2 separate regions of the Homo sapiens genome follow, and region 1 is linked to region 2. Evidence: chromatin loops called from intact Hi-C (ENCODE). Cell type or tissue: PC-3. All regions are shown on one strand. Each heading gives the region's core, and the rest is flanking DNA. Links, peaks and the distances in the headings are about the cores only.

Region 1 (10,758 bases), core at 1,142-9,141, 1.3 Mb after region 2:
ATATTCATGGAAACATTCACTGCCCTCTTTACTGGGTCCTGGAAAGACAGTAAAAGAAACCTAGCATTTGTATTTCATCTTCTGGAGCTCTCTCCTGCCTTCTTTTAGTTCAACTAACCACACAGTTAACAGAGTCAGCTTCTTTGAAACTGTGGGTTATTTTTTTCCACAACTGTGATTTCAGAGCTATTATTGGTTTCCTAGTTTGTAATATAAGCCAAAGCAAAAAGACAATAACCAGCCACTTAGATCCTGCCACTTTCCCATAAATGTGTCAAAAAAATGAGTCAGTTTACAACATGTAATATAAGAAGTCAATTAATTCCAGTGACCTTTGTAAATGATGACAATAAAGCAGCTCTGACAATATGCCAGTGGCTTCGATTTTCTCTCTGTAAGATGAACAAGTTTAAGAAGAGGGTTCCTGCTCAGAGAAAAATGAAAGGTGCTGAAGCATCAGCTTGCAATATTGGCAGCTTTGCTCGCTCTGCCTCAAATGCCACATGCAATCTATAAAAAAAACCAAAATGATTTATTACAAAAAGGAAAAAGTGTTTTATTTGCTTTTCTGCTATTTATTAAAAGTGCTGCTTTTGAAACAGACCAGATCTGATATTTTGAGGTACCTCCTAAGTTCCTAACCAAGAGGAAAAGACTTGAAGTAGATACTCAACCCTCTGATTTCAAACTCCTATATAATGTAGCATTGCAGTATTTAATTCAGTTTTTCTTAGACCTTTTCCAGGGAAAGTTTGCATGCCAGACACACATTCTTAAATCTAACCCGCCTTATTTTAAAATTGCAATAGATGACACCTAAGAACAGTGGATTCACTCTTTAACCTTAGTAAAGCTCACATACATATTTTGTGGATTACAGAGATCAGTAATGTGCCCACTTCAGTCTGAGAAATACCAACACTCCAGGCCCCCGGTGTTGCCACTCAGTGTGTGCCAGTGAGTTTGGTGATTTGATCAGCACCTACGAATGCCAGATGATGGACATTTGTGTATGACTGGAAGATTTACCCATAGTCTCCCCAAATCATGTAACTATACCAGAAATAGCACCTTCCTGGCAAGACAATTCAAAGGACCATTTTTTTCAGGGTGTCGCTTGTCACAGGCAACATGCTGAGTTAGAATGCTGATGAGTAGGTGGAATTTTTTATTTGGAGGTGGTGGTTGTTGTTGTTAATGGCTTAATAAACGGTGCTACCAGCCTTCCAGGCCAGCAATTTAGTGACCTACAAAAAAGGTGATCAACTTATGATGCACTAACTATATTTCACTGTTTCTTTGTTCTTTCCTTTTTTGTAACATCTTTTGCTTTCGCCATGTGATGGGTTTGATGTTTCACTCCTCCCCCCGAATCTGAATTTTTTTGGGGTGTAACATTCCTGTGTAACATGGCACTATGGTATTTATTACAATCTAAGTTGATCAGAAAGCTCTATAACCGGAGTTTCGTTTTAAAAAAACACTTATGTAAGTTAAATGTTATTACTTAATTAGCAGCCCCTGAAAATGGGCAGAGGTGAGGTATCTGTTGGTGAATCTGAAGGAGATCATTAAAAGAAAGCTAATAGTAGACTAAAAAATGAGTTCCTACTTCTAGCCTCAGTAAGGATGCTCCTCTAAAATGATTTAAAATAATGTGGCTCCAGCCAGTCTGAAGAAACACTAGACATGTGTACAGCACACTAAAATGTTCCATGTAGACCTGGTTCTGAGAGTTTAGCTACTTATGTATCACTCTTTGGTACATGAAACTAAATAAAGCAGGTAAACTCTAGGCAAAACATCAGTACATCTTGTCAGTGCTGTCAAAGATAAAGCTCTCTGATATTGGCTATGCAATGAGTACTTAGGAAAGCTTCACTGTATAACAACTGAACATAGCTCCTGCACAGAGCTCAGGGAATTCCTCTCCTCTCCTTCTGATAAAGTGATGTATTGTTAGACATCTACGAAGTCACTAGTAAAACATGATAACAATTATTTCTTTAGCCACAATGTGAAAGGAAAGGAAGTCAAATTCTAATATAAAGACAGTAGCTGGTGCCAGAGGATGGGAAAAAGGAACAGGGATAAATCGGAACGTTTTTCTAACTTGTTGAAAGGAATGGAAGGTCTCAATAGATGCTATTTAGAGGTCATTAAATACAGGATTAACAAGGAAGACTTAATGTCCATCTCAAATCTTTCTGAAGAAGTACAGTACCTACAGGGCCATTTACTATATTTGCATAATTGTCAAGTTTGTATACACCTGCTTGCTATTATGTTAATTCATCTTTAGGCCATAATAAGGGAAGAATTTTCTATGGTGCCATTAATAAAAACACATGACACAGCTTCAGGAGACGGGGAATAAAGAGGGGAGACATGCTTTCATAGAATAAAATTTTTGAACTGAAAGAGACATTAGTAGCTAGTCTAATATGTTCATTTGATAGGTGAAAAACACTGAGGCTGAAAGGGTTTGAAATCGTTATAATGTAATACATTATACTTTGTATTCACCCAGCTATTTATTGGAGAGGCCTAGGTTAGAACCCCTTACAATACTTCCTCCAGAATTCCATTAAAATTCTGCCTCCTTGGTCTTTCAAAAATAATGTTTTCTCAAAAACCTCCTATGTGCAAAAAATCCCCCCAAATTCACAGATATGTACAAAAAAGAGAAATATTTATTCAGATAATCAAATATTCTAAAAGGAAAAGCCAATATTCAATAATAGAAGCAACGATTTATTAAGTATATAACACCCAAATATTTCAAACCCATAATTCATCATTTGAATATAGTTTACCATATTCTGTAAAGTCATAAAAATTAGAGTTTTGCCCTGTTTTTAAAACATGTTAATAATAATACTGCTATCCTTCACCTACAGAGACTCAGCTATTGATCATCCACTATAAGTTTTAAGGTTTTCCAAGAATTCTGAAGAGGCTTTCCACATCTGTTTTTACTTGGTTTCACTGTAAATAATTTAAGGCACTTAACATGTGCCCTTTTTTTATATACAGTGTCCACTCTCAGGATCCATGCTTTGCTTATACATCTCACTGGAAAACAATAAATATATTATCAGGACAGCAATCCCTCTCCCTCTCTCCCTCCCCTACCCCATCCCAACTTACTTTTTGATTTCTAGAGTCAGACTGAGAGCTCCAGTAGGCAATGATATCTCCTTAATATCACAATCCTATTCTTTTCTTTTGGGCAAATTTCTCTGTTTTTAAATGTGCTCTCCAAATTTTGCTTAACATAATAGTAATTAATTGACTCAACTTGTAAGAAGGATACAAAATATAAACACAATAATTGTGAATATTTGTTTAAAGCTCTACCATTTACAGAGCAATTTTTCAACAATTACTTTGCTCCTCACAACAATCTGGTGAAGTAGGGTAGATATGATGATGATTAACATCTTTAAGACAGGAGAATGAGGTTCTGTGAGGTTAGAGACTTGCTAGCATGTTGAGGTGCAAGGGTCTCTGACTCCAGAGAGTAGAAGAAAATATGGGTGCAGCACTGGTCCCTGGCATTTCTGAAGTTAGTAATAAATGTTAGTTCCCTTTTTATGGAACTTCCACTCTAGATCTTACCCTTCCAACAACTATGTCCTTTGTACCATACCACACTATATCTGGATAGATTCTTGCAAATTAAAATCTTTATTTCTTAATTTAAATCACAGCTATTGCTATGCCTGAGTTAAATTTAAAAAAAAAAAAACAAAACAAAACCCACAACCAACATCTATTCTTGGAGAAAAAGACTGTATGTTGTTCTACCTACTCATCCATATGTTTGTCTGACAGCATTAGCACTTTGATAAACAGACACTTGGCAAAGGTCTCAAAAACTGGAAAAAATGAGATGAGTAAATTATTTAGGGATTTTCCAGGTTACTAAAAATTATGAACAAAGTCTCCAAAGTCACTTAAGAACCCCCAATGGATCAAGTGTCAACATAAAAGCAACTTCCTTAGCATCTCCTTTCTGGTTTGTCTTGGGTTGAAAATGACACACTAAATAAGATAAAAATACTAGTTAATTTGAAAGTAAACTGGTATATTTGTAAACTACTAAAGTCAAAATGCCAGTAAACTTACATACATTATTCTGTGAGCCCTTTCTAGGGGAGATTGTGTCTGTCAAAAGTAATATAGACCTTAAAATGAATAAAAATCCCTTTAAAAAATCTTCTAAAGTTTGTCATTTCACGCTTTACTTCCAGGAGGTGAAGCATTCCACAGATAATCAGCTACTCTATTCAGGGAAGGAGTGTAAACATCACCACTTTTTGCATGTTTGCATAAAAAAGGCCCACTGAATCAGTTAAAGGTTAGTATCAATAGGCAACATTCTCTATTTCCAAAGGCCTGAAGCTCCTGGGATCTAATTCCCTGAGGAACAATGGAAGAGGCACTGTTTCCCAACTGGTACAAAACAGGACTTCAGGAACAGCAGAATGTGTTCTCCAGGGATTAAGCCCCCTAACGTGAAGCTTGGGACTCACAACACTTACAAGTGACATGAATAATAGTAGATATTTTAACTATAGAAGACATTTAAGAGACTTCGTTTTCACTGTGATAAACAGGTTTGATTTGGACTTATAACTTTTTTCTAAAATTATCAAATTAATAACGACTATAATGAAATAGAGGCAAATATTTTAGAGGATTCATTCCTTGGGGTAACATTTGTTCTATAATTTATAGTCTCATAATGTTGAGAGATTAAAGCATTTAAATAACATTGTCAACTAACTTTCAGCTTACCTTTCTTAAGGAAAAAAAACAAAAAAATGTTAAAAATAGACATGTATTTTTCAAACATACAATTCATGTTTTTATGTCATTAGACTGTTTACTGTATCGCTATATTTATATGCCTCTGAAATATGGAGTGTTAATGGGGTCTAAATTTAATTCTATTTTTATCAAAACTCAGTCACTCAGAAATACCAAACACTGAACATGTTCTACAAAAAGTATTCAACATCTGTAGAATACATGGAACCACAATGACCTTTACTGAAATTTCAATAGTTGCAGGAAATAATTTCAATATATATCTACACAGATTATATTTTGATTTCTACAAAGGCCAAGGGGTTAATGACCTTAAACTGCAGGTGCCCAAGGCATTGAGAACAAAAAAGATAGAGCAAGCGAAAAGAGAATTGTGTCTAGGTCACAATGCTGTAGCATTGAAAAGAAAGTGCAACAGAACAGAATGGAAAGAGCAAAACAAGGTGACTGCCATATATGAAAGATAAACATACTCTAAGAACATATAAACTTTGAAAGCTCTATTCACAGTCATTCTTGAATGAAAAATATATAAAATGCCATTATAAGATATAAACATCATCCAAGTCAATTTGTTGTGTGACTAGCTGAACTGACTCACTTACCAAACACATAGTTTATATTTGTTCCTCTTATTGTCATTTATTACTCACGTATTTTTTACACAAACACCACAGTTGTTGAAAGAGTTTCATAAGGTGATGTTCAGCTAACTTTTTAAAATCAGTGAGGCATTTTCCAAACCATTTCCTCAATCAATTACTTTTTAATGAGGAAGCAAAATTTATGTAAATATCAAAGTCTCATTTTTATATTTAGGCTATAAATTATACCATAATATGCTGCTGTTGGGCAAAATAATCAAAGTAATGATGAATTAAAACAAATGTTCTGACATAAATTAATGTAAGCAGAGCCCTTATACGTTCAAACCACATCATCTCTCTTAGACAATCCTTTACTGGCTAAAGGAATGGTAATAATACTGGCAGATCTCATTTACAACATACAAGCATTTTCTGTGCCAAACATTATGCTAAGCACTTAACATACATTTTCTCATTTAATCTTCATAACGACCGTACTAAGTAAGCGCTATGTTTAACCCATTTTACCAACGTGAAAAATAAGGCTTAGAGAAGAAAAGTAACTTGCCATAACTAATGAAGAACACGAAAAGGAACCTAGGTTAGTTAGCTCGAAAGAACAAGCCTTTGTGCATGAGGCAACACTGCCTCCCGTTGGTACTGCCTAAATATAGCTAGTTGATATCGCCTTCCAAGAGTCAGATTCTCTATCAAAATACAGTAACTCTGTTTCTAGTTTCATATCATGCATTCTGCTCATACTAGAATATTATACCTTTGTAGGATTCTTCTTTTCTTTCTGAGAAAGGAGTGATGCTTTAATTATTTATATCTGAGTTTTGCTATCCACTAGATTAACTAAAATGATTTTTTGTAGTTCAATTCACAGCTAGACCTGTGAACTGGCAGCTTATAACTTCCTCTATCATCATTTTTCCATCGAGTGGAAGTCAACATACTTCTTCACCTGAGGTCATGCAGTATAATAAGTGACACAAAAGAAAAATGCAAAACTTAGCTCATTGGTCTCAAATTTCATTATTTATAATAAGCTTTCCTTGTATCTAGTTCCAAATTTTAGACACTTTTTTCCCCTCATGCATTCTCTTTTAAATGATGAAGATGAAAATAGTCTGAATACAATTTCATTGCTACTATGAGCATCAATTTTCAATGAAATTCATCAATCTTCTTCAGTATGAATAAGCTGCTAGCCCTGCAAAGTTAATTGATGAAAGCTGTAATTTGCTTTTCAAACTGAGGATGCTGAGCCAAACCTAAAACTTTAGTAGAAGCGTTCTATATTAGCTGTTTGTAAAACTTCAGCATTTCTTGCTATGTCACCTCCTGAAAGGGCTATCAGGGGAGTCCTTCAACTTGACTGTCCTACAAAACAAAATCTGAATGTAAAATTAAAGCAAAAATGTTGCTGAGGATTCCTCCAGTGATTAAAAATGGAGTTTAGAGAGCTCACATCAACATACATTTTCTATTCAAAATGAAGTTTTTTTTTTGAAAGTTATAAGCAATTAGACAACTAAAAAAAGAAATTCAATTTTGAGGTGATAAAAGGTTAAAGTATTGTGAATCATGAATAACCTAACATGTAAGAAATAAAGAAGGACATGTATAATTTAAAATTAAACTTTTGGGGTTTTTTTCCTGCTACTTCTTACATACAACAAAGACGAGGAAGAGGAGGAGAAAGAGAAAGAAGAGGAAGATGTTGGGCAACATTTATTTAACATGCTCCACAGCCCGGACCCTGGGTAAGCTCTTTGTACAACTCACCTCATTTCACTTTGATTCCATGAGGGAACTGAGGCTTGAAATGGAGAAGCATTTGCCCAACTTCACTCATTGGAAAGGTCCTGATTTGAACCCTGAATGTCTGACTCTGAAGCCCATGTTATGGTGTCTTCCTTAGCATGTATTTCTTTTTTTTAAATTTCAATAGCTTTTTGGGAAACAGATGGTGTCTGGTTACATGAATAAATTATTTAGAGGTGATTTCTGAGATTTTGGTGCACCCATCACCCAAGCAGTGTACACTGTACCCAATGCCTTATCACATATTTCTTAGAATAAGCATAATATATTTATCCTTAGAGAAGCATTTGACTTTTTATGCAGAAGCATCTAACAACAGGCTCTTTCTACAGTTTTAAACTTCTCAGCCAAGATCAGGAGTATATATATATAATAATATGCTTAAACTTTATATATAATAAAATATATGTAATGAAAATATATATTAAAATATTTATAACATATACAGATTTAAAATAAATACAATAAGTGCATCAAACTTTACAGTTTTACCACATGGTACAACCTGATTAGTATAATATTATTTAATAAATAATATAATGATAATGAACACTTAATATAATTCAACTAATCTAAAAGTATTACTTGTGGATTTTCTACTTAAACATTCTTATTAATCTGTTGAAAATGCATAGAGCCAAAAGATAAAAATTTAGGCTCTGGCTGAACTGGATTAAGGTTTTTTTGTTTTTGTAATTTTAGAAGTGTAATGTATGTAAAAATATCATGGTTGAATTCCAGGAGGATTTATGAACATCTAAGATCTTTATCATTTCTTAGGGAATGGAAATCAGTAATGAAATAAGGAAAGTTTTATTGACCATAAATATCTTGCAAATTGAACAAGTAGAACAATGTTTTAACCTTATTCTTTCAGCCCTGAATGTTGCTCACCAGTTTTGAAAATATTTGAAAACTTTTAAATATCTTTCTATATTTTGTAAAGATGATGAACATTTATAAGTTTAAAATTCCCCCATAAAGAATTTTTCCTGTCCAGAATGGTAACTCCTCCTCCTTGATCACCACATTCTGCCTCCACACCTGCTAGCAGTATATCGAATTCTCAACCCCATTTAAGCATGGTGCTTTCTTTTCACATCATCATATTTAGTTTTTAAGCAATCTGCTGCTCTGGATTTTACTTGATATAGACTTTTATGTCTTTGAAAGAAGAAATATTCTAAGATAATATCTTACCACTTATTCATTTAGACATTTCATCTCATGGTCATTTAATCAATGACCATGATATAGATACATCCCTAGTCATTGAACAGAACCTTGGCATACTGATAAGCGATAATGTCTATAAGATACAACAAGCAGAATCATATATTCGTGTCTGTGATGATGTACTACCAAACTCACTTGGGTACTTTTAATGTATGATCTCAGAATCTGTGAGAGTAACACCTAAGAATCCATACTTATTTTCTGCACAAAGTTACAGAATTATTGGGTTAAGATTCAAGTCTTTTTCTTTTGTCCACTGTCTACCATTTTTGTTGTAGATTTAGTAAAAAAAAAAATTACTTGAGACAATCGTTCGAATTAATACAGAATATACATAGGTACAACAGGTACAATAGGTATACTGTCTTGTATATTTCCTGTGAAATATACAAGAAAAATAAAGGTTCAATAGGTATATTGTCTTGTGTCTTCCCTGAGAAGACTGAGAAGAGGGTATAGCTAAATGAGTTAGGGGTTTGATTTTAAGGGACCTGACTGGGACATTCAAAGTAAATAGTCTCAGTTAATATGTAATAATGTAAGGCTGTGGTAAACATAGTTCCTATCTCTACTGCCCCCAATCTAAAAAGGTATACCATCCACAGTCATTTCTTGGCAGTCAGGTGATATCTGTAGAGTACTAGGTTATGTATCCTTAGGAGAAACATCTACCAAAAATGGACAAAACTCTTCTGCCCACATGTTCATGAACTCTAATTTTCATACACTATATCTCACTCCATATGGAACTCAAATGAGGGCCATGCAGAAACTGCCGCCAATATGATTAATGAGTGAACTCTACACTGCCTGTCAATTTCTTTAAAAAAAAAAAATGAGTCAGAATATAACAAAATCCCTATATTGGGATAGATTTTACAGATTTTAGGTCACTTGTTCAAAGTGACTTACAGACATAATTAGAACCAAAACCAGGTGATTCAATCCTTACCCAGTGGGTATTTCATAGCACATTGACTATGATTATAGTTTTAAAAAGTTTGGACCATATGCTCCTGTCAAATCATTCTTTTTTTTAATGCATCATGATGACCAAAACTTCCCAAACTCAACCCTATAGAGAAACTCAGCAGTGCCTTATCTGTGAAGGGCCCATATTTGTGGAACCTCTTAGCTGCTGGAGTTTAGCAGAAGCACAATTCACTGTCATCCAGTCAGTTTTCAAGATGTCTCTTTAGATTGTCATTTTATTGACAGTAATGTGTTGCTGCTGCTTTACATCAAACATGTTAATTACTTGAGTCTGGAGTTTTGAATTTTTGCCCTAAAGTGATTTTAGCTGAAGCATTATTTTGTTTTGTTTAAATCAGTCAAATAAAAGAGAGAGAGAAAAATTACTAAATGGAAGCCCACAAGTATAATAAAAGAATGGAAACCACAGAAATAGCAAGTTTGAAGTTTCATACCTATCTAAAAAATAAATAGAATAATCCAGCTTCTTCGTGCTATTCTATTAGAAACTTCCACTACTCTGGGACATTCCATCTCAAATTTAAAAAGCTCCGAAACCATTCTTCACTAATCCTCTTTGCTAGGGTCATAAAAGACTTCATAATATGTATAAAATAATTACAATCTTTGAAATTATAAATCTCATTGTAAACTTATTTTTTTAAACGTTAATTAAAACCCCAATGTCCCAATTTCCCCTTAAAAGACCATATAGTATAGGACAATGAGCACTCAAGCCCTTGAGTTGCTAAAATTTAAAAATTGCTGACAATAACATGGTCTTTTTTAAGACTACAGTGTCCATTGATCATAGTGACTTCACAGTTTTCATTTCTCTCTTATTTGTACTCTAATTAGCATTTTGCGTGAGTACTAATGAATGTTGTTAAATTTTAACAATATCTATTAGACTTTGTTTCCTGCAAAATGTAACTATATCTCAAGAAATAACAACTGCATTACTCCATCATCTCAAAAAACCTGTATTAGCATTTCTGCAGATTTATGGTTAATAATTGTACTTCTTTATCTCTATCTATTCCGTTGCCAACAAGCATACACGTATACATTTACACTTTCACACACAGACCAATATTGGATTTTTTCAAATATTTGCCAACTGCTAATAGTTTTTACCAGTTTATAAATATTTAACTAAGTCTAGCCACACTGATTTGCACCTGCTTTCCAAGGATTTTTTCTTCTTCTAAGACATGTCATATAACTAACATGGTAAATAGCGTGATACATTTTTAGAATTATTTTCACAGAAATAACCAGAAAAATATCGATTAGG
Region 2 (10,758 bases), core at 1,797-9,796:
GTGCTTGGTGTGGGACCCATGACCAAAGCCCAGGATGGCTTGGTGGGAGTGTCCCTGCTGCATCTGCATGAAGCCCCTGCTTTCTAGGCCTCACTCCCATCAGAACCCTGCCTGCCCACCTGCAAATCCCCTACAGCAATGCCATTCCCACTTGCCCCAGAGAAGCTACTCAGCCAAACGTAGCCAGGGTCCATTCATGTGGACCAGAGCCCGCCTAGTCATTATTTGCTGTTGGGTTTCCAGTTTCACCGTGTGTTAGGGCGAGGGATGATTGTAAATTTGCTCCTCAAAGGAATCAGGCCAGACTCAATTTTGGAGGGCAAGACAGGGAGGTGGCCACTTTATCCCAGACTCTGTTCTAGGGCTTCCCACCATCAGCCCCTCCCACTTGAGACTGGTCTTTGGGAGGCAATAGGCCACCATGCCTGGTCAGCACGAATTCAAGCCATGCCAGGAATCTGCCTACCTGCCAGGTTCTGTTCTTTTAAGGTGCCTCTTCAGGGACACAGTGTGTCTCTCTGATTGGGCTTCTAAATCAAACCCTGATGTTCGTGTCCCTCTCATAGGGGGAGCTTTGGACACAGAACCAGTTTGGAAAAGGGTCAGGTAAGGGTTTCCACTCTGCACATTGTAGAGGGGACACTCTGTAGGCCCATGGGTCCCTTACTAGAGAGGTTGAGTGAATTTGCCTTCAGTTAACCTGGGACCTTCTGTTTAGCTTTCTCCTGCCTCCCAAAGATTTTAAGCATTTTGTAAATGTATAAACTCACCTCTGGTAACAGTGGTCCAGATGCTGCTTCGTGATAAAAGCATGGGAAATGTAAAGGCAGTCTTTCCCTGGGAAATGGATGCTATTCTACTCTGCTGCCCCTACCTGTTCCTGAGGCCTCATTTAGAAAGAAAATCCCCTCAGAAGGCTGTCTGGCACCCAGTGTCCTAGCCAGACCAAGTATATGAGAAAGGTAAGTCCATTTTCCCCTTCAGGTCTTCAGTGGATTACTTAACCACTGCTGTCCCTCGGTCCCTTTTTCCTAAACAGGGGTTTTGTTCCGTCTTTTTCTCCTTTTTTCTAAATGTCGGTAAATATCTACAGTCAGCCAGGGAAGAGGAGGCCAGAGGTCGGGCCAGCCGCCCCATTCTTTTAACATTGTAGGGCCTGCCCCTGGAGCGGACCCTCCTCTTTGGGCCTTGTGAGCTTTTTTGCTTATCATGTTCCATTTTGTGCCGCTTTCCCCCTTCAAGAGGCCATTTGGAGGGTAGGGGATCTGCTTCCCACTGTGACTGGGCTATGGGATTCTGACTACCTTGCTTACAGATTCATAGTTTGATAAATTTGTTGTATTCAAAAACTTGAAATGCAGGACGCCATTAAGTGTCTGTTTATATTTTTGGAATATTTGTATTACTTACAATTGATTAATAAAAGGGTGTTTAAAAAAAAACTAAAGGGTCAAAAAGGAAATCACAAACGAAATTTGAAAATATTTAGAGAATAAAAATAATAACATACCAAAACTTAGATGATCCAGTGAACATAGTGCTCACAAGGAAATGTATAGCAGTAAATGCATACATTAAAAAAGATAAAATATTTCTACCAAATAGCCTAGCTTTACTTCTTAAGGAATTAGTAAAAGACAAGCAAATTAAAACTACCAGAAGGAAGGAAATAGTAAAGAATAGAGTGAAGATAAATGAAAAAGAATAGAAAAACAATAGAATCAATGAAACCAAAAGATGTTTCTTTAAAAAGATCAATAATATTGACAAAACTTTACCTAGTTTGACAAAGAGAGAGACAGAGAGAAATAAGACACACAAAATCATTAATGTTCTAGGTTACATTTTTATAGGTGACAGACATATGAAAAGAAATATAAGGAAGAACTCATCCTAGTTTATGTTTTGTTCTATCATTCTACTTTATTTATTATCTCAAGCTTTGATATTTAGCAATCATACTTTAAAGACTTTAAAGTGTTTCTGAAATGTTAATGAAAATGTGCCCATTTAAAGAAGAAATTAATATTCCTTTTTTACTTTATTTATATATATAAAAGGAAAAGCACATATAATACAAATGCTTACACAACTTACCACAATGTTGTTTCAATCATGTGAAATCTTCTGGTTTCTTCTGTAAGATTTAACGAATGAACATCTATAAGAGGAGTTTACAAAGTACCCCAGTTCTTATTCTGACTGAGTTTCTTTCCTCCTTTTTATTATATATGCTACAAGGGTGCAAAACTTAAGTCAGGAAAATAGCTTACCTGTTGACAAGGAATCAGCAGGCTTGAATCTATTAATTCTTTAAGAGTCATTCATACATGTTTCCATTTTTTGTGTGTGGTTGATGGTGACACACTCAACAAAGTCTACCAATTAAAAGCAGCTGAAAAAGAAATGGAAGAACAATGTGGGTTCTTCCCTATAATAATTTACCTTTATTTATTCTCTATTCAAAATCTTGTTTACATAGTCTTGTTTAAATAATTTAAAGTACATATATTCTGAGCAAAATTAGAAATTAAATTACTATTCTTAGGGTCCAGGACAAGTTTGACAAATATGATGACAATGTGTTTAGAAAAAAATAATCCCCAGAACTCAATATCTAAAAGATTAATTATAAAACTTATCAAATGTTTATTTGATATTCTTTATTCAACTATCTGCAGCTTTTTCATTACAGAAGAATCAATATTATTCTTTAACATTTTCAAAATATTGTAAACATTTATTGAATAATTATGTTCTAAGATGTTTTTGTGTTATAGTTATGGTTTCTACTAGTTAAAATCAGATTCATTTTTCAAAATGCAGATAATGTAAATTTTTCATGACTTGAAATAGTTATCATTGTATTTATGGGACATACAATATAGAGAGTAGATGTACAACATTGTGCACTGTCAGTGCTATCAAAAGGTATGATTTAATGTGGGAATTGCTACCCATGTTTTAAATCTCAAAGTAGGAATTTTTAACTGAACAACCCTAATAATCCCAAATATTCTAAAGCTCTATAATCTCTAAAGCCCTGTTGAATTAATTCTTTCTTGTACCTGAATGATTTCTCAGAGTAAGAAGTTCAAATTATGGTGTGTAAAGTAGGGCTTCTATTATTTGTCTTAAAAAATCTCTACTTAGGCAGTTGCAAAGAGTCTGAAAAATGGCTGATTTCAATTTGAGTTGTGAGATCTCTCAAGATCTTGTTTCACCCAATGTACAGTAAGAATATTATCTGTCTTCCAGAATTGGTCAGAAAGGAAAGTAAGATAAAGAATATTAAAGTGCTTTGTATGCTATAATGCACTCTTGCCCGTGGACATCATGCTTAAGGGAGATTCTGAAATTTGGTGCACAAGTTGCTCTTTGTGATTTTATAGGAATGAATCACATGGCTTTCAGCCTTCGTATTTCCTAACTGAGAAGCTCTGCTTTTTTAGATCGCCCTTTCAGAAATTTCAGTCAAACCAAGATTTATTAGTGCTCACTATCTGCTGTGCACTTCACTGGCGGTTTATAATGCAGAGAGGAAGATAGCAGGATTTCTTCTTTACTTCCTTTCTAACCTTTTTGTCACTTATTCAGTGCTTCTAAAATTGGTCAACCAAAATTCCACTCTTGGGTGAAGATTGTGAATGTGAGCCTGAGGGAGAAACACTGGGAGAAAGCATGACCCAGTTTGAGGAGAGCATAAATAGTCCATCTCTCATCATCCTTCAAAAGAGCAATGAATATAACTGCCCACATTATTTTAAATGTGATTGTCCATTTTAAGAAAAGGTTTCTTTTTTTGTAAATATTTTGTCCAATAGTCTTCCTTCAGGCTTTTCCATATTATTGTATCTTTCTTTTTTTGCTTCCGGAAATAGAATGAACAAAATTCAGCTCAAATTAATTAGCTTTCTACTTTTACCTGTTAGCCTAGACAAGTTAATAAACTAACATACTAATAGGAAAGCACAGGAAATAAAAATGTCAGTAAATAAAAATTGAGTGGATAGAATTTTTTTTTTCAGGATATGAGTACAGCACTATAACTCCCCACATCTCACATCCATTCCAAGAGAAACTGTTTTCACTATTTACCTCCTAGCATTTTATTGCCTTTTTGCCTACATAGACGTGCTGGCAAGACATCATCCTCTGTAGTAACCAAAAAGATCTGTCTATCCTCTTACGAATATAGTGAAACTAAAAATGGTGTATGGATCAGACATCGATTCCACATGTCTGCATTTATAACTGTATAGAATCTCACCAGCAATGCAGACTTTATGATCATGCATACTTGAAGACTGTTATAAGTAAATGATTATTTTATCTTCTACTGAAAAGCTTAGATGATCTCACATTTTGAATAGTGGTTTGAAAAGAAGATGATCTAACTCAACTGGAAATCCACATTAGTGGTGAACTACTGTCTCATAATTTACCACAAGCACTAAGAATATGCTATGTATATGAAAGCACTGGCTAGAACACTTCCCATTTTGCAGTTCCTGAAGTTATTTTAGCTCAGTTGAGGAAGAGCCGAATCTCTGTAGCATGGCTCTGCCACATAGATTCTCCCAGGGGTTTGTTCCAACCCTTTACATTCTCTTACACTTCAGAGGTATGAGCAGAGAAACAGACTGGGAAATAAAAGTAAATATTAAATTTAACATCCTATCTGTGACTAGATAAATAAATCTATCCAAATAATGAGTTAGTTAAGAACTTTGTTGTCTCAACACCTATATTTGCTCATTAAAATTGTTAACAAACCCCACCAGGGTAAAAATACAACAGAAGGAAAACACGCAACTTCATGGAATGCTCACACTTTTTGTTTCCTTTTTTTATTTGTATTTGTTGCCTTGACATCCAACTTTAAATTGCTGAAGCCATTCTTCCCTAGGCAAAATCATTTTTAAAAGAAGAAGATGACTATAAAATCAGTAACTCCAAATTGAATGAGTAGTTTGATAGTACAAGTCAAGATTGCAAACACCAAATGCACCATTTGAAATAGAATAAATTTAGGTCATATCATTCTTTTCCTCTCCCATTTCCAAGGACAAGTCACTAGCTCCTGAACCTGTGCAAAGAGTTTACTCATTTACTTTACCCAGACTAAAATAAATCAAGGAAGGATACAGCTGCAAGTAGATATGAAATGGAGATCACACACATTTTGATAGAAATCAATTTAACATTTACCAGGAACATGCTTTTCAATAATATATGACCTGATACAAAGCACCTTCATGTTATTAACAAACTTGGATATATTAGAGAAATTCAGTATTATTAAATACTCATTAACAAATCCTAATCTTTTCTTTGTCAGGAATTTTTACTGAAATCCCTCCTACCTGCCTAATCACCAGGTGGCAGTGTAGTAGCACTCATCCATATCTGTCTTTGAAAAACTTCAATAAAGTGGCATTACAATGAGATTTTCACATAGCATAGGTAGAAGTGTTTGGGTTTTGAAATTTTTTAAGTGTTACTCCCCCCCAGTATTAAAATAGCCTTGCATACATTTTCATAAGTTCCCTTTTGCTTTGAGTACTATGTAGATAGTTATTTTCTCCAATTTTTTAAACTAGAAAAACTGAATATATATATATAACCTCACGGTTCTCTGTTGTCTTAGTTTTAAATAGGAACCTTTTCTACATCATAATAAGAAGCACATTATGTATTTTTTTCAACCAGCTCTTTTCAACAATTGGATTACGGCTGGGTTTCCCAAAGCTTCAACAGAAGCATATGCCAGCAGACTACAAACCTCGAAGACAAGAATCCTGACATTTCATTTTTCCTTATCTAAACTTCTCCAGCTGTCATTATGCCATCTGAGACGAGTTTTCAGTCTACAGTTCTATTCACTCTATCAATTTCTTTGTATTTGCACAATGTTCATTCAGCACTTTAGCCAGGACAAAAGAACCAATTTCAACATTTGGTTTCAGATACCCAGGGTTTATTACGTGCTTAAAGTATGTCTGGATTCTTCTTTTTGCAGATGGAAATTCAAAGATCCAGGTCATGTAATCTGATCCAATGCCAACTAGTGAGTGTGGGACATAACTTCAAACCTGCAGCATCTATGTTTACTCTCTGTTGGAATTTAATGTCATATTATCCACAAATACTTCCTGCTGTATCAGAAATAAGGTATTTGGGAATGTCTCCTAAACCCTCTATATAATCTTTTCCAATATTAGAGTCAGTAGAAATCCTCTGTTTTTGAGCTGCAGGTGTTAATTGGGAGGTAGAAGAAAGTGACTTTTACTGCAAGAACTGGGATTAAACTGCAGTTACATTTCTTGAAAAGCTGACTACACAAAACCTGGCTAAAAACAACGACAACCTAAAGGAGACACTCTATGACCCGATGAATGGCTGGAAGTCTTAGCAGGCTGAATTAAAAAATACTTGGAATTTTATTTGGAAAACCTTCCTTCTGTAGTGAGTCCACCTCCATGTGCTTGATGCAGTTGACACTTACTACCCTGCAGAAGATTATTCAGCCTGTCAGCCAATCTAGAAAATAAAATAATCACAATCCATGTTTGGTGGTATAGTAACTATTAAGTTGATACGGGAACATTTTGCAAAACATGTTAAAATTAAGTTAAAATGAAAGTGGCTCGAAATTAGGATTGTAAGATTTTGCATTTCAATTCAGTTTCCACAGCAATGTTTGGTTGAACTAAAATTCTAAATATGTTAGGAATAAGCCTCTGCTGTACATCATTATGTTCAAAGTTCTCTGTAGCTCCATTTGTGAAAACAAGTGGATGAATAGGTATACATTTTAAAAATATATCTTTGGGATAAAAAGCCTTTTTGAGTTCTTGGTTTTCAGGATGTTCTTTCTGGTATTCTTAAAATAAATGCTTCTATAGTATTACAAAGATAATTTCATTAACCTGCTAAAATGGGAATGTATTTATAGCTACAAGGTGAAAAGTATTATTAATAATAATTTCAAGATGACAGATATTAAATAGTTCAATTATTATTGATAATAAGATTTTATATGAGTGTGTTTTTATTTTCTATTTTAGTTATAAGTAAATCATAATATTCTTCTAAAAATGGTCTTTATCAAAATTATTTTAAAATGTTTCATTAGATAATAAGCAATGCCATTACATGGATTTTTCTCTCACTTTTTAATATAAATTAACCAATCAGCATTTCTAGATATCTCATAATTTGATAACTAGAAAGGTCTTTGGAGATACCTCAGAATAAAATATTTATTATATAAATGAAGAAATTAAGACCCAGTGAGGTTAAGTGACATCTAAAAGGATACAAAAAATCAATGGCTAAATAGGGCCAGAACTCAAATCTCCTAAGTACAAATGCCTTCTGTATAAGTTTTCTCTCTCTCTCTTTTTTTTTTTTTTTGGTAACACCTTATGTTTAATTCCATTCATATTTTATATTTTATATGTATAATTTCTAGTGAACTCACTGCATATCACTGTGTAAAATTTAAGGCACACATTTTTCTTAATATTTTCTTAAGAAAATTTATCATTCTTGACCATTCCTGAGAGCAAAATAATTGACTAAGAATAACAAATGTTGAGACAAGCAAGCCTACGTTCAAATCCTAACCATGACTGTAACTAACTATGGACAAATTATTTAACTTCTCTGAGCTTTAATTACCTCACTTATATAATGGAAATATGACTTCATCCAGGCCTGTGGTAAAAATTAAATGAAATAACACATCTAGATGTCTGCATTTAGTTATAATAGTAGGAATAATAACAACAATTATTATTATTGTGAACATGTAATAAAGTTTCAGTTGACCTGTACTGGGTTAAAATGACACTATAATCTTTTTAACTTTTTCAAAACAAAAATTCTGATTGTAATCCAGTAGTTAGGTAGCTCTAACTTTCAGTTGACTTACATACAATCTATAGGCATACATTTCTTTAAGTGAAGATCTATAAATCATTATTTGCCCCATGAATTAAGAGAGAATGCTGCTGTTCAATACCTGAGACCAACAGAAGTTAAAAGAAGCTAAGAGTCACATAGCAAATCAGTGGTCGAGTTTGATCAAGAACTTCAATCTTTTTGCCTCTGATATAAATGGTTTTGATACTTCTCTATATCAGTGATTTTCAGCCTGTTCTTAGAGAAATCCTAGTAAGTTCTGAGGTATCCCAGGGACAGAGAATGGAGACCAAAAAGCTGCCAGATGATGGCTGAAATGACAAGATTCTGAGTGCCCTCTCTGCTTGTCAGCTAGACCAGCTCTTCTTTTATTGATCATTTGTATTAAGATCTTGCATAATATATATGGATTCTTCTATTTTACAAAAGTTTACCATACTTATTTTCTTGTAGTACTAACATTTGAAACATAAGCATAGAAAATTTTGATACTGAAACAGGCACTGGAAAGAAAGTTAGAACAAAAAAGAAGAACAAACTATTTATATGTTTAATGTTTAATTTATGATTAAACATAAATTTATTTTAAGAACTACCTTTCAATAACCTAACGATCTTAGCATAAATATAAATAAAATTATTCATATATGAAAATATGTCTTTCATAAACATAATGTGCTAGATATTTCTAACAGAAAAGAGAAGGCAATTTCTTACTAACTTGTAATGCTTGAGCTGACATTAGAAAGTCCTTTGAAAAGAATACAAGAGTTTAGGTATCAATAAAAAAAATCCACAATTGATTATGTCTTTGTAAATCACTGAGAAAACATTCTATATATTACAGCCTTACTATTCCAACAGAAAAAAGAGCAGAATTATATGTTCCATCAAGGGCATAAACATACTAACTTTGAAAAGATAATGTACATGGATAAATGGATGGATTGATAGATGGGTTAAAATATTCAAATTGACCAAATAAAGTGTATAAACTTCTTAATATAAGAGTTTTCATTATTTCATAAAAATGTTCTTGTTGGTGTTGTAGTCTTATCCAAAAGATGTCTTTGATTACTAAAACTATAAAATCCTATTACATCATATTTTTCTTTAGAAATATATGAGGGTCCTGAAGAGACAAACGTCAGTCTATCAGTTTATTATCAGTTTGGGTCTTAGTTTATTTTCATTTATATTAAACAATTCTGGAAAAAAATAAATTGTAAATTTGTGTGTTCAATTATAAGTGGGTAGTGTCATTGAGAAACAGTTTATCAAGAATACCCAAATATTCCAATATAATCTCAATTACTTCTCTACAAATTTGTTGTCATCTAAAGGATGTCAGAAAGTGACACAGAGCATGCTGGGAAAGTAATCATTATCTCTTCGTCACTATGTACTTCTTCTGCTTTTTACATTTTGTATGTTTTAATTTAGAGAGAAAGCTGTAGCTCTTTCCCTGAAATTAAAAATGTGTTTGGGTGAGAAAATAGAAAAATACATTTAGAGATCATAATTTGTTTCTCTCTCTCTCTCTCTCTCTCTCTGTGTGTGTGTGTGTGTGTGTGTGTGTGTGTTATACACAGTAAAAGTTATCATAGGAATGAAATGTTATAAAGTATAAGGTTTAGCCAATTTTTGTCCTTCAGAAAGACAGAATCCAAGAAAGATATAATTTTCAAATATTTTAATGAGTGTGTTGGCATTACTTTGAGAAGCATTTATCTTCTGGGTGATATAATACAAATATGTTTAATTCTAGCTAGTTATCCTAATACTGTTTGGTAACTAGCAGTTAGGTGGCCTTACTAACAGCAGGTGCCTACAAGTTTCAGAAGAGATAATATTATGGTCACTTGTGGGACTGTGTAAGAGGAGAGAAAAAGAGTCAACAAGTGCACTGAACCAAATAGGTAGCTTAATAGCAGGTATTCCAAACAATGTAGCATGAAAATGTGAAACGACACTGATGGAAATGCAAAGGGTTCTTAGACTATGAGTGAAATTTAGAATTGTTCTTTTTACCTGCAAAATCAAATGGATTTTCTACACAGTGAGATGCTATCACTATTGGTTTTAGTAATTGTCATTACCCTGCCCAAAGCAATGATGGCAACACAATAGAACTTATGTTGCCAAGGTATGGCTTAGAACTTCACATAAACACCTGAAACCATTGATTCCAGTTACTGAGAGAATCACCATTATTGTGGTACCATAACCTTACCTAGAAGTATTTTTTAACATCCCCCAATCTCTACTTCTGCCTTCATTTTCCATCAATTACAAGTTCAATTAATTTTACTTTTCTATATCTATAAATCCTATTCACCTACATTCATCTGTAGAGATATTATCTTAGTTCAAGTTATCGTTATGTCTTCAAAATCATAGAAGGCCTTGGAGGATCTGAACTCAGTCTACTTGTCCATGCACAAATATTCGCACCTGCATCCTCAGCCTTCTTTGTGTATCCCAATTAGTTCAGATCCCACAGGTATATGTTGTAATAGCAGTCTACATTACTTCATATCTAAGGACGAATTACTTGTGTGTTATTTAACATACCATCCCCAACAGAATGCAGCTCACTGTATGCAGGGACAATGTCTGCCTTGTTCACTTCATTATCTTCAGTAGATTCACATAGTACAAGCTCCAGAAATAATTGTTTATTCAATGAATGGATGATGTCTTTATAAAGAGGATAGTTCTATGGAAGTATATTATAGATACGAACTTAGGAACATAAAAGCTAGAAATTAATTTCTCATTTACTGAACACCTCCTAGAAATAGAATTTATTTTTAAACAACATGAGAG

What was found. A loop is a pair of places that touch in the nucleus more often than their neighbours do. Peaks named below come from ENCODE experiments on the same cell type or tissue, not always from the same donor. Only the 100,000 strongest peaks of a DNase experiment are listed, where the experiment ranks them.
Region 1: a loop joins it to region 2, with 11 times the contacts of the local background. A loop is called at or near these places in 19 of 110 quality-filtered maps.

The regions. Positions count from the first base shown.
Region 1 is chr7:111,092,771-111,103,528 of GRCh38, forward strand. All of the region lies in intron 3 of IMMP2L (inner mitochondrial membrane peptidase subunit 2), which reads right to left. It overlaps LRRN3 (leucine rich repeat neuronal 3), which reads left to right. Exons shown (of 3, transcript NM_001099658.2): 2 at 7,111-7,192. Among named protein-coding and RNA genes, the nearest start is that of LRRN3, 7.0 kb to the left of the region's middle. RefSeq lists an enhancer at 4,021-4,948. In PC-3, for the core only: a CTCF peak has its summit at 6,078; a DNase peak (open chromatin) is centred at 5,451; H3K4me3 peaks cover 864 bases; H3K27ac peaks cover 2,139 bases.
Region 2 is chr7:109,839,176-109,849,933 of GRCh38, forward strand. It overlaps the pseudogene LOC100128056. Among named protein-coding and RNA genes, the nearest start is that of LINC02903, 960 kb to the left of the region's middle. In PC-3, for the core only: a CTCF peak has its summit at 5,365 (motif pointing right); no DNase peak of the experiment used is centred there.